Linked DNA regions of Homo sapiens: regions 1 and 2 are each linked to region 3. Evidence: chromatin contacts called from ENCODE Hi-C or POLR2A ChIA-PET data. All regions are on one chromosome and are shown on one strand. The core of a region is the stretch at or near the end of the contact, and the rest is flanking DNA. Distances in the headings are between cores, read along the strand shown.

Evidence for each region. A loop is a pair of places that touch in the nucleus more often than their neighbours do. ChIA-PET counts read pairs that join two places held with the same protein, here RNA polymerase II (POLR2A). Pooled maps may share reads with other maps.
Region 1: a loop to region 3 is called in a map of endothelial cell of umbilical vein, with 3 times the contacts of the local background. The contact joins the promoter of PRSS23-AS1 here to the enhancer-like site in region 3. A Hi-C loop is called at or near these places in 2 of 168 maps with a recorded cell type or tissue (PC-3 and endothelial cell of umbilical vein). POLR2A ChIA-PET finds 5 or more read pairs at or near these places in 1 of 52 experiments (HepG2).
Region 2: a loop to region 3 is called in a map of PC-3, with 11 times the contacts of the local background. The contact joins the promoter of TMEM135 here to the enhancer-like site in region 3. A Hi-C loop is called at or near these places in 4 of 168 maps with a recorded cell type or tissue (HCT116, PC-3, endothelial cell of umbilical vein and 1 more), 1 of 37 single-sample maps with no recorded cell type and 1 of 50 pooled maps. POLR2A ChIA-PET finds 5 or more read pairs at or near these places in 5 of 52 experiments (GM12878, H1, MCF 10A and 2 more).

Annotation. Positions count from the first base shown.
Region 1 is chr11:86,936,909-86,941,710 of GRCh38, forward strand. PRSS23-AS1 (PRSS23 antisense RNA 1) reads right to left here and starts at 1,577. Exons shown (of 4, transcript NR_187135.1): 1 at 1,492-1,577. It also overlaps a transcript of PRSS23 not described here. RefSeq lists an enhancer at 3,501-4,000.
Region 2 is chr11:87,036,349-87,040,722 of GRCh38, forward strand. TMEM135 (transmembrane protein 135) reads left to right here and starts at 1,586. Exons shown (of 15, transcript NM_022918.4): 1 at 1,586-1,838. The coding sequence starts at 1,698. LOC105369422 (a long non-coding RNA gene) reads right to left here and starts at 1,447. Exons shown (of 5, transcript XR_007062827.1): 1 at 1,276-1,447. RefSeq lists an enhancer at 1,061-1,561 and a silencer at 1,218-1,607.
Region 3 is chr11:87,170,999-87,175,583 of GRCh38, forward strand. The region is part of intron 5 of TMEM135 (transmembrane protein 135); the gene reads left to right. Among named protein-coding and RNA genes, the nearest start is that of TMEM135, 140 kb to the left of the region's middle. RefSeq lists a silencer at 2,709-3,003. Within about 2 kb of position 2,438, at least 7 of the 41 ENCODE cell types and tissues checked have a DNase peak (open chromatin) inside an H3K27ac peak, as active enhancers do; they include HCT116, PC-3 and endothelial cell of umbilical vein, where a contact is called at or near this core.

The sequences.
Region 1 (4,802 bases), core at 327-2,826, 230 kb before region 3:
TACCCTTACACCCTTACTCTTACATTTAGAACATTTAGAACATTAATGCTGCATAAATGGAACATGTCCAAAAGCCTCTTAGGATGCAAGCCTCTTTTGAAATTGCAAACTGGGACCAGTACATGTGCCCTAATAGAGGGCAGTAGGAAAAAAAGCAAGAGCTTTGCAGCTGCTGGATTACGAACCTCTCTACTGAGGCACTAACTCCTATTAAGGTGTTAGCTCCTACTGACCCAGCAGAGGCTGAGTAAAGATTGTCATTTTGGTCAATGATTCTTAATCAGTGGTATTTAATCTTTTGAGATCACAGACCCCTTCTTTGAAAAGTATGAACCATCTCCCCAGAAAAAAGACAGGTGTATGTAAAATATTCTTGCATTCAATTGTAGACTCTCTGCCTTAGCCCTAGATTTTTTAAAACCATATTTTAAAGCATGGCTCCCCTAATTATAGAATTGTCAGAGGCGTCTGAACCAGAGCAACTCCATCTTGAGTAGGGGCTGGGTAAAATAAGGCTGAGACCTACTGGGCTGCATTCCCAGACGGTTAGGCATTCTAAGTCACAGGATGAGATAGGAGGTCAGCCAAGATACAGGTCATCAAGACCTTGCTGATAAAATAGGTTGCAGTAAAGAAGCCAGCTGAAGCCCACCAAAACCAAGATGGCCATGAGAGTGACCTCTGGTTGTCCTCACTGCTACACTCCCACCAGCACCATGACAGTTTACAGATGCCATGGCAATGTCAGGAAGTTACCCTATATGGTCTAAAAGGGGAGGCATGAATAATCCACCCCTTGTTTAGCATATAATCAAGAAATAACCATAAAAATAGGCAACCAGAAGCCTTCTGTCAGTGGAGTAGCCATTCTTTTATTCCTTTACTTTCTTAATAAACTTGCTTTCACTTTATGGACTCGCCTTTAATTCTTTCTTGCGTGAGATCCAGTAACCCTCTTTTGGGGTCTGGATCCGGACCCCTTTCTGGTAACAGAATCTTCCAGTGTTAGAACTAGACACAAACTTAGAGATGATTTTTGTGAAAGCACCTTATTCCTAGTGGTGTGAAAGCTGAGGTCATTTGGGATAATAAATGGTTCTGCACATTTTCAAAGAGCTAACCCTCATTGTCAACACTACCTTGAACTAGTTGCCCCACTCCTAATTTGCTCCTGTCAAAACACTGCAGCCAAATGCAACAATCCAGTGCCACAAATGGCTGCTGCCAGGATGTCAGTGAACATTTGTCGAGCACCCGAACCAGCATTGGGCGCAAGAACAGCTCTTGCCCTTGAGAAGCTCAAACACATCTAGAGGAGAAACAAACAAGAACAATATAATGTAATATAACACATGCAATTACAGATGTTTGAACTAGGTTCAGAGGTGCCCTAAAGGAAGGTGCTACAGGCTCTGCTTGATTGGATCATGCGAGGCTCCCAGAAGAGGAAACGTGTATGCAGGGACTTGAAGAAGAAGAGGAAACACTTACTCAGGGACTTGAAGAATGAGCAGAAGGGCCACGGAGTGAAAGAGCCTCCTGGCTCAGGAGTCCAGCATGCAGGAGCAGAGAACACTGAAACAGCCTGAGAACAGGAGGAGCTGGAAGTGGCTGGGATTGGCTAGAGCATAGGGTGTGTCTGAGGAAGAGGAATGATGTGGCTGGAAGAGAGGGGAAGAGCCAGACCTGAGGGTCTTGGATATCACTCTGAGGGGTTTGGACATAAAGAAGAATATCAGCCGATGTGATGGATTAAGGAGCTCCTTCCTGGGGGTGGTGCAAGGAGGCCAGATAGTCATCTGTCCTGGATGGCCTTCCGAGGGGCTGGGGGTAGGGGTGGGGTGGGGCTGGAGTGAGGGCAGCCTCTCTGAGATCCCTATCACCTCTCTCTTTAAAAATCAGCCACTGCCAAACACTAGAGAACCTAAGAAGGCCCCTGTAAAGCAGAAACGACAGGCAGTCAGCCTAGAGTACACCTTTAAAAAGTCAGTAAGACATATACACCAGAAAAGGACCATGCTTCTCCATTAAAAGATAGCCAAATGGGAGGAGGCCTTCTCAAAAATATAGGGAAATTTCTCACTTGATGTATTGATGTTTTTCCTCTGCAGAGCTTCACATTTTTCATCCATTCTTAAAATTGAGCCAGTTTAGCCCTAGGAGGTGGGCAGGCTCTGAGGAATCATCAATCAAGAGAAGAGAACATCGCCAGAAACACGTAAGGGAAACGTTTCCATGTCACTACTTCTCAGGATTCCTGGGCATTAAGGGTACTTAAGAAGTGCTTGTAAGGAGTGTGTTTTCTCCCAAGCAAACACATAAACAAAAAATTCTAATTACAGGGACACTGCATTGAGTCTGTCCTAAAGTTGTTCTGCCTGTATTCACCACTAGGTGTCATTAGAGCCCTCTTTTAAAAGAAACAAAGCTTCAAAAAACACTGACCTCAGGAGAATAATTTTTCCAGTGTTCCTATTTCTCAGTTAAAAAAAAAAATATATATATATATATATATATATTTTTTAACATGAGTAAAAATTGCAAATGTTCAGGACTTAGCTCTTGAATGGCTACTAAAGATTATAATTCCTCAGACTACCTGCAAATATCATGAGTCTTACAGAATCACAATACATTTTTATTGAAATATCCATGGTAAATATACATCTTACAGGAAATTCCATTGCGTTTACACTATTTATTTAATAGAAATAATCTCTGGGATTATTTGCATTTATTTCTGAAGGAGGATGTTTTTCCTTCCTGAGAATAAGTTCAGGAAATGGGTGAAATGTTCAGGAAGTTAGCTAAATGCTGATGTAAATCCAAAAGGAAGGTCTGTTGTTGTTTCTTTCTTTTTTTTTTTTTAAAGGGGTGGGTGGGGGGGACACACAAAAATGCTAGGAAGTGGTTCTCTCATTCACTTATGGAAAAATGTTATACTGAATTTCTGATTTAAAAGGAAGAGGATTAGAAAAAAATGTGGGCCCATGATATGGTTTTCTGTAGATCTGGTTAGGCAATTCACAGTAGTTAGCAAAGAAAACTGTGTCAAGAAACAAAATCTACATGGGAGACATGACTTGGATTCAGTTTGTCCTAAATTAAACCTTTACTATGAAATTTGAATCGGCTACTCTAAGAAATAAGTCGTGTTAGAAAACTCTGAGTCCCGAAGAGCTGGTGGGGCCCCTTAGCACTACATAAACAACTAAATGCTACCCTCTCCTCCCAAGGACCCTGTCCCCTCCACTAACAGTGTCATGCTGACCCTCGGACTGCAAGGGGGAGTCTGAATGCAGTGAAACTCAAGATCTCCAGGGCTACTTGGTCAGTGTTGCAAGCTGCCGTGGCCTCTGGCGTTATTTATCTTTAGTTTGCAACGTAGGGGTGTGCTGTATCGGGTGTGCAGAGCAAACAGAAACTCCTTGCCTCTGAAACACTGGCATTTTAGAAAGCAAAGATTCGGCTCATTGACCAGAGCTACAGAGGACACAATTTGTTGTGGCTTCTCTGAAAATCACCCCCTCCTTTCCATCTCTCTGCTACCACCTTCATTCAGGCCTTCATGGTTTCTCATCCAAACCGGTCTTCCTGTCTCCTGCTTGCCTTCTTCCCAGCCCACAGTCCACACGGCAGACAGAGCAAGCTATGTAAAAACACCAACAGGGACATGAACCTTCCTTGCTTTCAAACTTTTGCCGACTCCCCTGTGCTGAGCGCAGGAGAGAATACGGCCTCCAAGGCCTTTCATAACTTGGCCTCAGCCCACCTTCCCTCCCACTCCAAGAATCTCAGGCTCCAGTTACACTGAGCCACTCACTGCCCTACACCTCCTGCAGGCAACTCTCTGCCAAGTTTATTCACACATTTATCCTTTTCACTCTGGATACATGAGGAGGACTGACCATGTACTGTACTTCTTTTAACTTCTATAGAGCAATCTCTTTGTATTTATACAATTATGACAACAGTAGTAAGAGAAGAAGGTTCAGAGGATACAAGGTAACACACCTACATAAACGACCTACTGGGTACAAATATTGTAAATCAACATAGGCCTAGAAAAGGTGGTCAGATGCTGAATTTTGACTAAATACCTCCGATGGCACATAATGAGTAAGTTTCAATTTTTATATTTTACATTCTGAATTCTGGGGGTGGTTTTGATGGGCAGACCAAGTTTTAAATGAGTTATGGTCTTTGGGATCCTCACTTCTCTCTTTTTCTTCTTCCCTCCACCTTCCCTACATATTTACATCAGCAGATGTGTCCTTTGAGGGGTCAAATGGTGAGACGACAGCAGTTTAGGAACTGTTTGCCCATTACACTGGGTACTCAGAAACTGTTCTATTCAAGCTAAACCACAAGACCTATGGACTTAGGAAGAAATTACATAGTAAGTGTGATAGGACTAGTAGCATTGATCCTTTGTGGGAAGGAGGGTAGAGGGAGGCACGTAGTGTGCTGCAGCGAACTTCTAGAGGGAAAGGTTATGTCTTATTTATCTGTGTCCCCTACGGTGCCTTCCCAGGACAGTGGCTGGCACACGATGGACCCTCATTTCAGCTATTCAACAAATATTTACTAAGCAGTAGAGGATTTGTTTTTCCACATTTAGAGTTTTAAGCTTGTTAATAGCAGCTGAATTCTTTCTCTGTTTTGTCATCTGCACTTTTGGACTCCAAGTTGGACTTCGTATTTCCTAGTTTTTAAAAATCACTCCCTTTCCCTTCCCTAGCCCATTCCAGTGTTCTATATACAGTAGACTTTCAGCAAATATTTAAAAGAGACAACTTACA
Region 2 (4,374 bases), core at 336-2,835, 140 kb before region 3:
TGCCTCCTGAGTTCAAGCGATTCTCCTGCCTCAGTCCCTGAGTAGCTACGATTACAGGAGCGTGTCACCATTTCTGGCAAATTTTTGTATTTTTAGTAGAGACAGGGTTTCACCATGTTGGCCAGGCTGGTCTCAAACTCCTGACCTCAAGTGATCCACCCGCCTCAGCCTCTCAAAGTACTAGGATTACAGGTGTGAGCCACCGCGCCCGGCCTCTCTTCCCCTTTTGCTGGTCTTCCTGGCTAGCATGTTGATGTCATGTTATTTTCTAAGTTAGGGTGGAAATCACAGGTAGCAGATGGCATAGCAAACTGTCACAAAGAGGCTGGGATCCCTAATCGTTATGGAGCCACCATTTTATTCTAGGACTGCCTACCTTTACCTGAGAGAAAGATACTTTTATCTTTTTGCCATTGTTGTTTTGGACTTTTCATCTGAGTATTTCTCTTTTATTTTCTTCAAACAACTACACCTATCTGATATTATCTTGTTCAGTTTTCTTTGTTATTTTCTGTCTTCTCCCTCTAGAATACTAGCTTCGTGAAAATAAAAATCTTGTCTCTCTTGTTTCTGTTTGTTTCCTTAGCACAGTGCCTGGTAAATAGTAATGACTCAGTAAATATTTGTAGATGAATGAATGAAGACTAGAAGATTCGAATGGAATTCTTCTAAAGGTAGTTCGTTTCTGCTTTAAGAGACTATGGAATTTAGAAATCCAAAGAAACTGGCAGGTTTGTTACATGTGAGGAGATTGACAGAGGGGTTATATGACTCAAGCAACACAGGACCCTTGTCTTGCTAATTGTTGGCCAAGTTCCCTAGCCAGGTCTGAGTTCTAACACACGACTGCCGCCTCTACTGTGTGTGCTGTTTGGTTGATAAGCACCTATCAAAGATGCTGTAGACAGGATTGCTCCGTGGCCTAAGGTTTGGACAGGATGACCTATTGCCCTTCCCCACACACGGTCGGGGTATGAACATAGCTGAGACTTTTCAAGCCTTCGCAGGTATCACAGAGCTTGGAAAGCCCAGCACTTGGGGGTAGTTAGTTGCAACTAGCAGGCAGCCCTAGCTGTTTATTACCTGGGACTCTCGGGAAGGCAAGCTCCCGGTGCTGGGGAGGACGTTTGTCCCAGGCATTCCTCTGGCAACCCTCTTCCTCCACCAGCTCCCAACAAAGACATTTAATCCCTTTCTTCCACTACCCTCCGCTCTACTTGGCTTGCAGTTGGAAGCTGAAGTACAATTTGACCCAAGCCACCCCCTACTGCGCACCTGCCATAGCGCTTGCGCCCCGGAGCCGGGCACGGCGTCGCGGGGGTGGGGAGGCGGCTCGTCCCCGAGCTGCGCTCCCTCGCGTACAGCCTCGGCTCTGGGTGCGAAGATCCTCTCTGCCTCCGCTCACCCAGCCGCGCCGCCGCGCGGGAACGCGCCCCAGCGGATGCCCTCTTGAGGGAGCGCGCACGCGCCGCCTCTCCCCGCCTCCCCGGTGCGCGTCCCGCCCCCTTGAGCTGCGATACGCCGAGCGCTCAACATCCGAGGACTTTGGCCCAGAGTAACCCCGCTCTCGTGACCTTTCCCCTCCATTCCGCACCTCCGAGTGCTGGCCGGGCGAGAGGCTGGCGGCTGGGCTCTCGCGCCCCTCCCTGCAGGGCTCAGGCTCTCCCCCTCCTGTCTTCTCCGCGCTGTTCCTCGTCATGGCGGCCCTCAGCAAGTCCATCCCTCATAACTGCTATGAGATCGGCCACACTTGGCACCCTTCCTGCCGGGTCTCCTTCCTGCAGATCACCGGGGGCGCCCTGGAGGAGTCCCTGAAGATCTATGCTCCTCTGTACTTGGTGAGACCCGTCACCCGTCCCGCAGGGCGAGTTTAGTCTGGAAGATGGGCCGGGGGCTGCAGTTGGTGCTCCCGAGGGGCTCTGGGGGACTTGCCTTGTGTCGGGCTCTCTTTTGGAGGGGTCGGAGTGTTTTGGGGGGTCGGTAGGGGGAAGGGGGAGGTCGCAAGGGAAGGATATACCAATTCCTGCAAGGGAGAAGGAGGAGGGGAATTAGAGATTGAGCTGTCATCTGAATGCCTGTTGCTAGGAAGAGGATGGCTCCCAACTTTTAGAATTAAGTTTAGGACACTTAAAAACGTTAATTCAAAGACCAGCCTTATTTTCCTCTGGCCTGCCTTGTGATGGAGAGGTATTTGTAGGTCAGCGAGGCTATGAGAAGGACCTGCAATCTTTCCTCATCTAGTTTCCCCTGTTTTATTTTGCTTTTTTTTTTTTTTTTTTTTAATGAAGAAGGCATATTTGGCCCTAAGTCCCTGTGGCCTCAGATCTTGACTCAGTTTTGAGATGACAGGATTGTGATTTGGGGGTTTTGCAAGTGTTTTTGCAAGTTCACAGAACAGACTCCTGGGTTGAGATTGTGTGTGGTGATTTAAAGGGTGATGCCAGTCTTTCAGTCAGTGAACTTGGTTAGGACATCTGACTTTGTGTCACCTAGGACCTTCTGTTACACAACTTTACATACAGGGCAATTAATAGGGAATATTTGGCAGTATGTATATGTAACACTGAGGACTATTAAAGATGCTCTTAAATGTTCTCCGCAAAATCTTTTTTTCAATAATCTTATCCTTGATATTAAAGATTTATTATTACTTTGGCCATTGAAGTGCATTGTCTCATTTTCTTGCCTTACAGTTTGTGTCCTAAGAAGACAGATCATATTTTTTGTATGTCTTCTAAAAGTTTCAATATTCAGCAGATGATCAATTATTATTTCTCATTGAAGTAATTTAGATTTATACCCTAATGTTCCTGAAAGTGTGTCATGGCTGTATCTGTAGTACTTCTTGAAAAGTCTGATTATGTATTTCAGAGATAACACAGGAGAAGGTGATGACTTTGTTTGAGGTTGCAGGCACCCATTTCATTTTTATTGTATAGACTGATGCTTCTCACATTTTCATGTATGTTAGGAATCCTCTGAGGATTATGTTAAAATGGGGGTTCTAATTCATTAGGTCCTGGTGGGGCCTGAACCTCTGCTTTCCTAACAAACTCGTGGTAATGCTGATGGTGGGGGCTGCACTTTGAATAATAAAGATCTAGAGTAGAGGCCAGTAATTGTTATTGGAGCTGGAAATTTTTTCCTTGATTTTCTTTGGCAAAGATTCATGTTTATCTGCTTTTCCACATTCACTGTGGCCAGTCTATGTCTCAGAATTTTTCTTTTTATTTTTGGATACAGGGCCTTGTTGTATTGCCATTCTGGCTGGAGTGCAGTGGCGCAATCACGGCTCACTGCATAAGGCTCAGATTTGTAAAAAATAAAACATCTACAAACATTATTGAGCTCTTGATATACAACTATAGAAAAGATTGTTCCTGCTGTGAGAGGATTATGATATAGGTGGAAAGAGAGTTTATGCTATCTACTTCTCCCTCTGAAAATCCATAGCACTTTTCATTCATTAATTCATTCACTTAACAAATATTTGTTGAATGCCTGATACTTGTTATATCAATAGCCTAGACAATTTATGGATTATAGTCTATGATAGGGACATTCAGGGTAGCAATAGAAACATAGGTTCTCCTACTCCAACAAGGTAGGTTGGGGGTGTTCAGGAAAAGAGTTGTGTTTTACTACTATATCTCCAACAAGATTAAGTACTTATTGAGGATAAATTTTCCATCTCATGTGGCCTTGTACCCTTACATCTGTGTATTTGAAAATTTTGGTTGCTACTCCTCGGTAGTTGTGAAATAAAATTAGTGGGAACTGAATAGCATTTTATTTTATATTAGTGAAATGGAAGAAAATAAAAAATGTTAGGACATATTGCGCATACTAAGGGTAAGCATTATTTCATGACAGTTTTGTTTCAGTTATCCATGTAGGTATGGGTGGGGCTACTTGGAGCATATAGCTGTTCTCTTTGTGAGTGTTGGATAGTTGATTAAATGTATACCCCCATGTACTAAGATGCAAGGTGGTGTGGTGGAAAGAAATTGGACTTTAAAAAGTGATCAGGCCAGGTGCAGTGGCTCACGCCCATAATCCCAGCTCTTTGGGAGGCCGAGGTGTGTGGATCACCTGAGGTCAGGCGTTCGAGACCAGCCAGCTTGACCAACATGGTGAAACCCCATCTCTACGAAAAATATAAAATTAGCTGGGCGTGGTGGCACATGCCTGTAATCCCAGCTACTCGGGAGGCTGAGGCAGGAAAATCACTTGAACCTGGGAGGTGGAGGTTGTAGTGAGCTGAGATCATGCCATTGCACTCCAGCCTGGGAAACAAGAGCAAAACTCCATCACAAAAAAAAAAAAAAGGGATCAGGGTATCAGGATTTGAATCTCAGCTCTATCATTTACCAG
Region 3 (4,585 bases), core at 1,188-3,687:
GGGGGTACATCTTCAAACTGAGCTTTGAAGAAACTAATGAGCATTAAGCAAGGAGAAGAGGCCAAAAGGCTTTGCCAGTTAGGAGAAACAATATGAAAAGGGGCATAGTTGAAGATTAAAGTGAGGTACTAGGGACAGGTAACTTTAATTGCAGAATCTAAAAGGAAAGCAGGGTGGGTGGTGTCATGTTGAAGGGAAGTAACATTTGTTGAATGCCTTTATATGCCCTAGGTGCATTATAATTATCCAGCTCATTCATACATCAAAACAACTTTCCATTTTTGGTACTCTTATCACTGTTTTTCCAAAAGAGGTATTTCAGGTTCAAGACAGTGTAGTGTTTTTTTTTTTTTTAATCACATTTCCCTGAGAATTTGTGATATGAGTGCTGAGGGTATTGATAAGCTTGTGGTAGAATCAAGAATTAGTATTCTGTCTCCCAACTGGAGTAGCCAGTGTCCTATGCTAAGCCAGTACTGCAAACATATATGTTAAGCAGGGATTCATAGGTAACCTCATGACAAAATTATCAGCTAAGGGAAATAATGAAAAAATACTCGTCTGCATGTCAGTAGACTTTACTAGCTGAGACCTTGGACAGTTTACTGAACTCCTCACAACTTCAGCTTTATACTTCAGAAAATGAGCTGATTAGATGATCTTTAAGGTCCTATATGGCTTTAACATTTTCTGCTTACAGGCAGCTTTGTATACCCTTTCTGCCTAGGTAGTGGTGTCCGACCTTTTTGGCACGAGGGACCGGCTTCGTCGAAGACAATTTTTCCACGGGGGGCTTGGTTTTGGGATGAAACTGTTCTACCTCACATCATCATTAGATTATCAAAGGGAGCACACAACCTAGATCCCTCCCATGTGCAGTTCAAAATAGGGTTCACACTCTTATGAGGATCTGCTGCCACAGCTGATCTGACAGGAGGCCAAGCTCAGGCAGTAATGCTCGCTTGCTTGCTGCTCACCTCCTGTTGTGCGGCCTGGTTCCTAACAAGCCAGGGACCAGTACCTGTACATCTCCCAGGGGTTGGGAACCCCTGTGCTTAATTAAGCCTTTAAAGTTGTGGTTATAAACTTTCACCGAGCTTGAGAATTGCCCATAGAGCTCTTCAAAACTATAGGTACCTGGGCTCCATCACCAAAGACTTTGTCTATGAGGTCCAGTTTGGGGCTCCAGTATCTATATTTTTTAAAATGTCCGCTGATTTTAATACTTAGCTACTGTTGTAAACCACTGTTTTAGAAGTATTTTTTAATTCTTTCTTCTTTGAACTCAAGGAAGGTACACTCTGTATGAGACAAAACAGGTTAAGAAATAGAAAAGAAATTTAAAGTATATTTAAAGATTTTTGTATGTAAAGTAGAACAGAGTATTAAGGTTTGTTGCTGTTTTAGCAAGAAAGAAAAGTAGGTTTTTTTTTTTTACCTACTTTTGTTTTGTATTACGACACGGTATTAGGTATTCTGAATGATTTATTAGAATGGATTTTTTTTAAACCTTCCAGGAGCATGGTGTACATAAGTAATATAGAATATTTAATTTTAGACTGATTGCTAGAGTGAGAGTAGGGACTCTTTGTTAGGGATTTCTATTTCTTAAAGTTTAACACCTGGCTGGCACAAAATAAAGATCTCAATATATGTCTGATGAATAAGTAAAAGATTTATTGAGACAGAACTCAAGTGGCAAATACTACTTTAATTCAATCAGCTTTCATTTAAGATAAGTATATCTTTATGGATTTGTATGGATAATTATAAATATTGGTGTTATTTTAAAATCATGATATTTATAATACAGTGATAATTATTTTTGACATTAAATTTTTTCATGAAGAATATTCGTGAATTAAATAATTAAATAATATTTAAAGAATACAATTTACATATTTGATATTTCTTATGCACAAAGATACTTGATTATTCAGATATTAAGATATATTTCCAACATTACTAAAATTATTACACTTAATTTTAATATTATATTTAAAGAAACCAAGCATTTTCTTACTGTTGAATGTGAATTCTTTATACAAGGAAACCTAGAAGTAAACTCTCAAATATATATTTTTAATGTTGCATCTATTTTTTCTTATATATTTTTGTTATTATTTTTGTCTTTACTGCTTCCCTTCTAGCACTACCTCAGGAAAAAATGTAAGTCTTTAATAAGCAAAGTATTAGTTCAAGTAGTTCAAGTAGTGAAATCTCTGAGACTGATGCCTAGTAGAATGCCAGGAACTGGTGGCTTGTAAAATCTAATCAAATAAACAAATATTCATTGATAGCGTCCTAAAGGCAAATGTGATGCGTGGCACTGGAATCAGATCTAGTGTTCCTTCTTTTTTCTTTGTTCCCCTGAATAATTATTATGAGGTAGATTAGTAGATACTGGGTTTTAATTGTAAACTAAACCAAAATGGTTTCAGCTTTCAAAAAGTTTTATAGTCTAGTGGCTGAGTCATAACCTGCTACTTAGGACCTTGCCAGTGTTGTCTTCTGTAAACAGACCAGCAGCAAGCTCATGCATTGCTTTTGTGAGAAATAAATTAGATAATGTCTGTAAGGCAGCTAGCACAATGTCTGCCACATGTCTGCCACAAAATAAGCCTATTAGAATTAGCCTGTTCTAAATCTTAACTTATTTTTATTTTATTACATATGTTGTATTATTTTCTATATTGGGGTGAGTAAATGGAGATCTTATGTTTATTTATAACAGTGTGTGAACTGGTAGTTGATAATAAAAGACAGAGTTTTGATATTTTGATCCACAGCTATACTAATAGCAGTGTTATTGGCACTTCTGAGTGATTATTTCCTTCCTGTGTGAGTCATGATATTTGGGTTGGCATTTGTTGCCAGTGCGCTCTGCTGTCTAGTGCCAGTATCTCAGTAATATACAAAACATGTTTAATCACAAACTTGATGTGTACTACTCAACCAAATTCTGCTGATCATGTTTTTGTTTCTTTGCATAAAGTAAATATAACAAGGGAAGTGCAATAATAGAAAAAACTGACTTGTACAAACAAACATGAGAATACTGTTAGCCAAACAGGGTAAAGTTATAACATGGTGAAAACTTAGTTTTGATAATTGCAAGTCTTAGTTGAGCAGAAGTCCCACTGAGATTGATGAGACACTGGCCTTCTAGAAATGCAGACTAAGGCTTAGTTGATCCTGTCAAAGAAAATTGGATTATCACTTTTGCAATAAGACCTCTGATTTATCTATCATATTTTAATGGGAAGAAAATATTAAGATACCTTACACATGTCTATTGCCATTGAAATATACTTTCTATTAACATGATTCACTTCTGCCAATATCCCCATATCATGTAGGAAAAAAAAGAATTCTGACCACTCTAGAATGTTCCTGATAACTTTTTCAAGTCTATTCTTTTATTCTTCTGTTGTTGGTTTTCAAAGTGTATACTTAGTAAGCTCTACATAATCTATTAGAATATAGCCTAGAAGAGTTAGAATGATTTTTCCTTTTTAAGCAGCAATTCAAATATAGCAGTGTTAAAAAGCATGTGGGGAGAATGGATAGCATCTAGAGAAGAAGAGAGGAAATAAGTATGGAAAAGAATCTTGAGAAAAAGGAAAGAGATATGATATGGCCTAGGGAGTATTTATTATAAGCAAGGTACAGTAAGTCCTCACGTCATGTCATCGATAGCTCCTTGGAAACTGTGACTTTAAGTGAAATGGCTTACAGCAGGTCCTCCAATCATATCCCTTTGTTCAATGCCCTTTTGTTATAACATTGATGAGGGGAAAAATAGTTTTGTTTGTCATACATTGTTTCACTTAAAATAGCAGTTGTCAAGAACCTATCAAGGACATTATGTTCAGATTTACTGTATATACAGAGACATCCCAATCCTATCTCTAATGTGGTGGGAAGAAATTAGTTTTGAACACAGAACAGAAAGTTTGAGATAACTGAAGCCACTGGTCATCACTTTCAGGGTGATAAAGCATTAAAAAAGGCTTCAAGAAGGTTGTGGAGTTACTATTAATATCTTGCTCATGTAGAAGAAATGTATCTTTTAATAGCCATAAGTCTGGATGGTATAGATACTGAACCACAAGAGGAAGAAGACTGGACTAATTATAATAATATCTTGATATTTATTTCAGTTCTCCAATTCCATGAATCAAAACAACATATTATATTTTGGCAGGTTCTTAGAAAATTTATACTTCATGCCAGAATCACATCATAAAACATTAAGCTTCAGAATTTGTATTTTATTCTTTCTGGAATATTTTATCCTTGTCACTAAATCTGCTTTAAATAGCTTACTGTGTTATATGCATTATTGCATACTCCTGATGAACAAACAGTTTATTTTGAAAAGTTGGTGTAGACCAAGAAGGCCAAAGGTCAAACCAAGATTTTAAAAATATCAGATCATAATGTTTAAGTTTGTTGGCCTTGTCTGTACCAACTCTGTGTGTGCCTTTCTACACTGAGATGATTATCTTTTGAAATTCACTTATTTTCTTCATAATAGTCACTCTGCTTTTGATTTAAATACAAAAATAAATGTGTCATAATT